Regions from separate parts of the Mus musculus genome. Here region 1 is linked to region 2. Evidence: chromatin contacts called from ENCODE Hi-C or POLR2A ChIA-PET data. All regions are on one chromosome and are shown on one strand. The core of a region is the stretch at or near the end of the contact, and the rest is flanking DNA. Distances in the headings are between cores, read along the strand shown. Region 1 overlaps Ntn4 (netrin 4). Region 2 overlaps Ntn4 (netrin 4).

Region 1 (3,468 bases), core at 448-2,947, 35 kb before region 2:
AACCTAGGGCTTCATACATGCTAGGCTCTCTGTGTGTGTGTGTGTGTGTGTATGTGTGTGTGTGTGTGTGTGTGTGTGTGTGTGCATGTTACTGAATAAATGTAGAGGTCCGAGGTTAACTTGTAGGAATCAATTCTCTCCTTCCATCATGTGGGTATCAGCTGGGGGACTAAGGTCATCATCAGGCTTGGTGGTAAGCACCTTTACAAGTTGAGTCATATTGTTGGCCCACCTTTTCCCTTTTTATTTTGAGATCGGTCTCACTTAGTAGCCCAGTCTATCCTTGAACTCAATTTATAGCCCTGGCAGCCTTTGATCTTGGGAATCTCCTGCCTCAGCCTTTCCAAGTAACCGAGGTTCCAGGCCTGAGCCGTTAGGCCTTGTTTAAGTTATCTTCTATGAAATAACATTTCCCTGCTGCTGTCATTTTTGATAGACCTAAGGAAGTCTGGTATTGAAGCCTCCATTTATAGAGAAGGCCTCCGTGTTCCTTGTGTAATGATTTCTCAATGACATCTCTAAGCTTATCAGTCTATAGCACCCAGTGACACGCCTCTGTGTCTATGTGTATTTAGATATGCGGTGGGTTTCCATGGAAAGGACCAGAAAGGCACTCTTGGAATTTAGGAGAAATTCTTTAGATTCTCTTGATAAGTAATTTAGAATAAGAATCCAGACATCCCCTGAAGTCCAACTGTATTTGAAAAAAGCTAGTGCAATTGTTTTTCATTGTTTCCTCAATGTGTTATGATATTTTCCCAGACTCTGTGTCTTTAAAAGGCATAAGGTAATTTGATATTTGTGCTCAGAGGAAATCCTTCATATTTCTTAGAAACAAATTTGTTACGATTCCAGATTGGGTATGGGAAGAGATTTCTCAGAACTTTACTCACAGTACAAACAGCTTGCAGAGCTGCCAACAAGACGGAGTAGCAGGACCGTGTTATTTGCTTGTGTACTTTGTGGGATCTAAATGCTCTCCTTGAGACCCTGACGTGATACAAACATGAGCAGACCCAAGATTTAGAAGTCTCCATAGGACAGGCTTGGGATGTGAGCGTGTGTGTGTGTGTGTGTGTGTGTGTGTGTGTGTGTGTGTGTCTCAGAACATCTGACCACTCAGATGATAATGCACTACAGCTTGTCCAGTCTCTTGAGCGTTTTAAACTGCAAATAGAGACATGGTTCCCTTTCCCATGTCCTGTCATCCTGTATCTAATCCCCAAATGCAAATCCAAAATTAGTCCTAGTCAAGCGATGTCATTCTTGACTTCTGGTTTAATTTCGGGTCTGATCCATCCGTGAAAGGGGACCCATAATACCATGGGGGAAAGTATCTGATAGGCTCCTGAAGACATGGGGTCAAGTCTTCATCCCTTCATTACTAACTTTGGCAAGATACTTAAGCTAACTGAGCCTCGGTTTCCTGATTTCTAAAACAGGATTAACACCATCTGCTCTACTGGGTTGTTCTGGGGACTGACTGAACTTAAAGAGCCGTTTTCATGATTATCATTCGGTATCACAGCCACGGGAGCAGTCGGACTCTGTAATCCTGAGTCCACTCATGATTGTATCGTTTCATGTTCTCAAGGGGAGCATTTCGGTCCCACAAAGTACCCGAGCAAATAGACAGCACATTCTTGGCTACTCAGGCCAATTGGCAGCACTGCAGGCTGTTTCCAACGGTTGGAGTCACGCTGAGCGGTGATACGGGCTATGTTTGTATATGGCTTCTGTCACCCTCCACTTTATATTGAGTTTCAAGAGATAACAAGGAATTCAAAGATAAGTTTACTCTACAAAGAGGGCTTTGAGGAATGGATGCTGTTACTTACTTCTGCATTCGTTAGGAGCCCCTGTTCTGCCGTCCGCTGCCTCCCAGGGCCGGTCATTGTACAATGGTGCACAGTGCTGGCAGTGGCTGCCTGCTGTGTTGTGCTTACACATACACCTCCCGTGGACCTACAGACAACATTAAGTAAAGGCCGTGAGCAAAGGAGTAAGGCTGAGGGAGAAAGAAACCCTCCCTTCAACTTCTTCATACCCATTTATCTGTAAGGCACTAATTCACTTTTTTGAAGAAGTTAGCTAGCATGGGGGAAAAATTCTTTTAGTCTGTCTTGTGATTAACTCAAAGGAAGAAACAATACTTTTCCTTGACTATAGAATATATGGCTCCAGTGAGAAATTCTGCAGTATTGGCTAAGTATTTAAGTTAATTTTAATATCCTTAAATAAAAACATGCCTAGCACAAAATAATGCATTGTTACTGTAGAAAATTTAGAAACTTGTAATCTTTAAAAAAATTGATATCAACATTTGAAAAAATATATTCCTAGTGCCTTCAATGCAATGAAAGACCTTTTCTGCATAATATATTGGGAATATGTAATATGTAGCTAAGTGCTAGAGTGTGTACCCTTGGGTTCAATCCTTAGTACTCTATCAAAAAAAAAAAAGGAATATCTATGTACCTTTTAAAATATCCTTGTGTATAATCGAGTCTCTTGTAGGATAAGCAGTTTATTTGTGCAATCCCATACTTTCTTATTATAAAAGTATAAACTATTGATATATCTAGTGCTACCATGAATATCCCTATAACTAAGTATTTGTATAACTCTTTATTTCTCTTAAATATATTTCCTAGAAGTATAATTAATCAAAGGGCCAAAATATACTGCTCAGATTTGAATATACTTTGTCATAATTAGTGGGCTTTTCTTTTGACCCCACAACTGAATTCATGAGGTTTATCTACAACAGTGTGTTTCACAGAGAGGAATGCTTTAGCAAAATTGTTAAGAAAATAGTTGGTTTTATTCCATTGATAACATTAAAAAACTCTTTGGATTCTCAAGTGCTACCTAGGAAGAATTACCATGGAGCCCAGTAACAAAACGCATCTCTGGAAACTGATACAGGGACCGGATATGCGACTTTGTGAAATGACTCTGAATGGGGTTTATAAATATGAATCTGCAAGTTTTTCTTGAAAAACAGTAGTTAAAGTAATTCAGCATAAAAGGGGATAAATCAGCCGGGCATGGTAGCGCATGCCTTTAATCCCAGCACTCAGGAGGCAGAGGCAGGCAGATTTCTGAGTTCGAGGCCAGCCTGGTCTACAGAGTGAGTTCCAGGACAGCCAGGGCTATACAGAGAAACCCTGTCTCAAAACAACAACAACAACAACAACAAAGGGTGCTAAATCATGCCAATCGGTCAGTGAACGTTTAGTGATGAGCTTGATGATCACTCTGCTACACTGAGTTTGCTCCCCAAAGCGGCACCTTTCTATTTATTTATTTTTACTTCTGTGTGTGTGTGACTGTATGCCACATGTGTGTGGGTGCTTCCAGGGGCCAGAAGAGGGAGTTGGATCCCTAGAGCTGAAGTTACAGGCTACTGTGAGCTTCCTGACCTTGGTGCTGGGGACTGAACTAGGGTCCTCTGGGAAAGCTGAA
Region 2 (3,900 bases), core at 963-3,462:
TTCACAGCAATAGAACCGTGACTAAGACAGTATCAGACACATTCTACCCCTCTACAGAGGTGATGAAACCCCACTAGCTACTCTACTAATGAATTACAAGATCCATGCCGGTTCTACATAGCCCCTGTGACTTGTAGATACTCTTTCCTCTGCTCTTTGTGGGAAAAGTGCCTTCTGTAGTGTGGGTAGTAGCTTTTGTTTTTAAATTTAATTGTGTTATAGTTACAATTATAACCAGTGGTAGCACTGAAACAGGGCTTACTCTATAGTACAAGCTAGCCTGAAACTCACTGTATAACCCAAGCTGGCCTTGAACTAGGACAATCCTCCTGCCTCAGCCTCTGTGTCCCAAGTGTTAGTTATAGATGTGAGACACCACACCCAGTGATAGTTTTATCCCCTATGCGTTGATCAATTCTCTGCTGAAGCTTTGAGAATGACCTTTGGAAGTCTGTTTCCTTTCTGGAACTCCATCCTCATGAGATCCTGCTGCCTTGACCTTCCCGGACTCTCACCGTTCTTTGTTACTTCTCACAGGTTCTGAACTCAGAGACTCCATCAGGCTCCATCTATGCTCCCCCTTCCTGCATCAGCATCCGGTCACTTTCTCCAGACAGTCAGAGAGGTGATCTCAGGGCCTACCCCCAAGCATCATTGTCCTGCCCCGCCTGATGTCCAAAGGCCTTGAAACTGTTGTTAGCAATCAGAGGTCTTCACCACCTGCCCCAGGGACCCAGCAACAGCAGGATACATTATCACAGCTGCCAAGATCATCACGAGTAGCAGATCCTCACTACATCTTCAGATAAACAGCCAGTCCCCCCTCTCTTTGCTCCCTTTTTCCCTCCACCCTCGTTGAGAGGCAGCCTCTGTATACCCTTTCCCCAATAAACTTCCTATGTGAGATCTGTCACTTGGTATGACTTCATGGTGTCCATCCCTTGGATCATGACAACCACTGCTTCACATATCTTGTCTGGTATTTAGTTATTTCAAGTGAGGGTGAACCTCATTTTTTTCATCCACCCTGATTGAAAAGTTAAGGGTAAAACCATAAAATAAAATGTTAAAATTGCATATGGGCTAGCACTTTTTAAAATATAAATTACTAGGAATAACATGTTGGAATGTTTTTGTTGTTTGGTTTGTTGTTGGAATTGGTGGTTTTCTCTTTTCTCTTCCTTTCGTTCTTTCTTCCTTCCTTCCTTCCTTCCTTCCTTCCTTCCTTCCTTCCTCCCTCCCTCCCTTCCTTCCTCCCTTCCTTCCTTCCTTCCTTCTTTCTTCTTTCTTCTTTCTTTCTTTCTTTCTTCTCTTGGTCTTTTTCAAGACAGGGCTTCTCTGTGTTTCCATGGCTATCTTGGAACACTCTGTGGATCAGGCTGGCCTCAAACTCAGAGATCCACCTATGTCGTCTGTCTCTTAAATATTCTGGTTAAAGGCATATGCCACTACTGCTTAACAGGTTTTTTGGCTTTTCGAGATGAAGTTTTACTACGTAACCCAGACTTCTTTCCAGCTCAGTGTCACCTTCCTGCTTCAGCTGACCAAGGAGTAGGACTACAGGCATATGCTGTCACACGTAGTTGAAAGTCTTATAATAAAACCAAGAGCCTGGTTGCAGTTAGTAAATAAAAAAAGACATGAAAAACAAACGTTTTTCTTCCTTTTTTTTTTTTAAAAAAAAAAAACGATTTATCCTATTTTTAATCATGTGCTTGTGTGTGGGGTATACACACGCACTTGAGTATGGATACCTGTGAGGGCCAGAAATGTCTGATCCCCTGGAGCAACCTGACATATTACATGCTCGCAGCTGAACCTGGGCCCTCGATTAGAGCCACACCCAGGAACCATTTCTCCACCCACCCACACAACTGTTAATATTCTTTAACATCAATGAGGAAGGCTACATGCCATTGCCCTCTGAAGCCTTCTGAACCTTCTGAAGGTTTTGGCATCCAACTGAAAGACGCAGAGAGCATATGCTCTGTGAGAGAAGGAGAGGTGCCCTCCTCTGCCCCACAACAGGATTCTGCCTTGGTGGATAGGGTTCCTCTTGGAAAGCCTGTGAAGTTTCGGGCTTGACAAAAGCCCTGCAGAGAGTGGGCGTTCTGAAAGGCTAGATAAGGCAAGGACGGCAGAATTGGCACGTGGGCGTCTGCAGTTGAACAGCTGGTTGGTTTAATTTTAGAACGTTTGTCCTTGACTGTAACACTCTCAGTGAAGCACCTACTTGTCTTGGAGAAGTATGTCTGACTTTTGGGCAGCACCCGAAACCTTTGGCTTACACCCCTGAAGCGTGAGGCACCCCGCTTCATCAGATAACCCACCTTTTAGAGCGGGAGAGTCTTATCTGCGGAGATAGGACAATATAACCCCATAAAGCCCTCCGTGGAGCGGGCTGAGGAATGCCGTGCACTCAAGTGACTTACTTGTCCGATAATAACCTCCTGTTGGAAGTACACAAAAGCTTCTTTGCGTGTTTCAAGGGCATATTTACGGTTTTAGCGTGATGAAAGGGCCCTTCTTAAGTATCTTCAAAAGGGAAGAAGGACAGGACCGACGGGAGTGACAAGAAAACAGCAGAGGAGCAAAGTAAAAACAAAGATTGCACTGGAAACAAATGCCCCCAAGTCCCCCGATCCATATGGAATGCTAGCGATTCCTTTAAGTCAGAAGTCAGAATCAAAAGACTCTGGCAGCAGAAGAGTCCTTAGGGCTGATGATCTGGTCCTGCAAAGCTCAGAGTGGTTTACACGATCAGTCAGCAGCTCGGCGACAGTAAGAACGAGAAGCCGGTGTTCCAGGCTCCCATTTAAGAATTTTCCCCACTAATCCCACTTACACCTTTGTAGCTATCCACTCCTGCTCTGTGGGATGAGGAAATAGAGCATATGCTGTCTCCGACTTCTACTTGTTAACCTAATAGTGGATGGGATTGACTGTATCCTTAGAAAACTGATAATACCTATTCGTGTGTCGCACATGAGAAAGCCATGAAGTATATATATATATATATATATATGTGTGTGTGTGTGTGTGTGTGTGTGTATGTGTGTGTGTGTATGTATATATATGTGTGTGTGTGTATATGTATATATATGTATATGTGTGTGTGTGTGTGTGTGTGTATAAACAAAAAGTATCAAATGTAAAGATGTCTTCAAAAAAAAAATCACTACTCTTAACAAATAAAATGGCTGGCATGCAGTGTTTCCCTGGACACCTTGCTTGCTTTGAGACACAGGCCAATCAGTGAATGCCAGTCAATGTCTAGGACTTACTGACAAGCCCCTCAGATTCTATCCATCTACCTGGGTGGCGCTTTGACACTGATGACCTGCGTCCTTTAGCGCAGGCTTGGCTCACATCCTGGCTCATCAGGATCTTCATGTTGCTTGCTCTATGACGGGAATGTACGGATGACCTCATGGTTTGCACCTGCCCTTCTCTCCCAGACCGAAGCTCATGCTGTCCCTAGAAAGCCCCCTTCCAAATCTGCTCCTCACCTGGAACACACCCCTCTGTCCTTGTCACCTGGTACCTACCCTGTGACTTGGCCAACTCACCCTGTCTTACAGGTCTCATCTCCTATAACAGTTTATTCAGGAAGTTGGCTTTCTTGTCCCTCCTCATCAAGAGCCCACCTTAGATGTCTCTCCTATGTCCTATTTCAAGACTTCCGGACTTACCATGCTCATTTCTTAATTTGTTTAATTGTCTGTATTCTTCTCTAGACTATGAGCTCTATGGACACTGAGGAGTTCCTCTCCTTGCACAGCAAAAGCTTAAGCCATATTGCAAATACCTATTTGTTAAAACCCAGACATGCTTGACAATGACTTTTAGTTATCAACAGCTTCCTTACTTCCTCCCTCCCTTCCTCCCTATTTCTCTCTC

Evidence for each region. Hi-C counts contacts between places; a loop is a spot of excess contacts on that map. ChIA-PET counts read pairs that join two places held with the same protein, here RNA polymerase II (POLR2A).
Region 1: a map of heart shows a loop between it and region 2 (1.8-fold over the local background). The contact joins two enhancer-like sites. A Hi-C loop is called at or near these places in 3 of 37 maps with a recorded cell type or tissue (all heart). POLR2A ChIA-PET finds 5 or more read pairs at or near these places in 2 of 5 experiments (Patski and embryonic stem cell).

Annotation. Positions count from the first base shown.
Region 1 is chr10:93,705,775-93,709,242 of GRCm38, reverse strand. Ntn4 (netrin 4) reads right to left here. Exons shown (of 10, transcript NM_021320.3): 4 at 1,839-1,965. Among named protein-coding and RNA genes, the nearest start is that of Gm15915, 24 kb to the right of the region's middle. Within about 2 kb of position 1,697, at least 1 of the 3 ENCODE cell types and tissues checked has a DNase peak (open chromatin) inside an H3K27ac peak, as active enhancers do.
Region 2 is chr10:93,671,228-93,675,127 of GRCm38, reverse strand. All of the region lies in intron 2 of Ntn4 (netrin 4), which reads right to left. It overlaps Gm15915 (predicted gene 15915), which reads left to right. Exons shown (of 6, transcript NR_038017.1): 6 at 538-910. Among named protein-coding and RNA genes, the nearest start is that of Gm15915, 10 kb to the left of the region's middle. Within about 2 kb of position 2,212, at least 1 of the 3 ENCODE cell types and tissues checked has a DNase peak (open chromatin) inside an H3K27ac peak, as active enhancers do.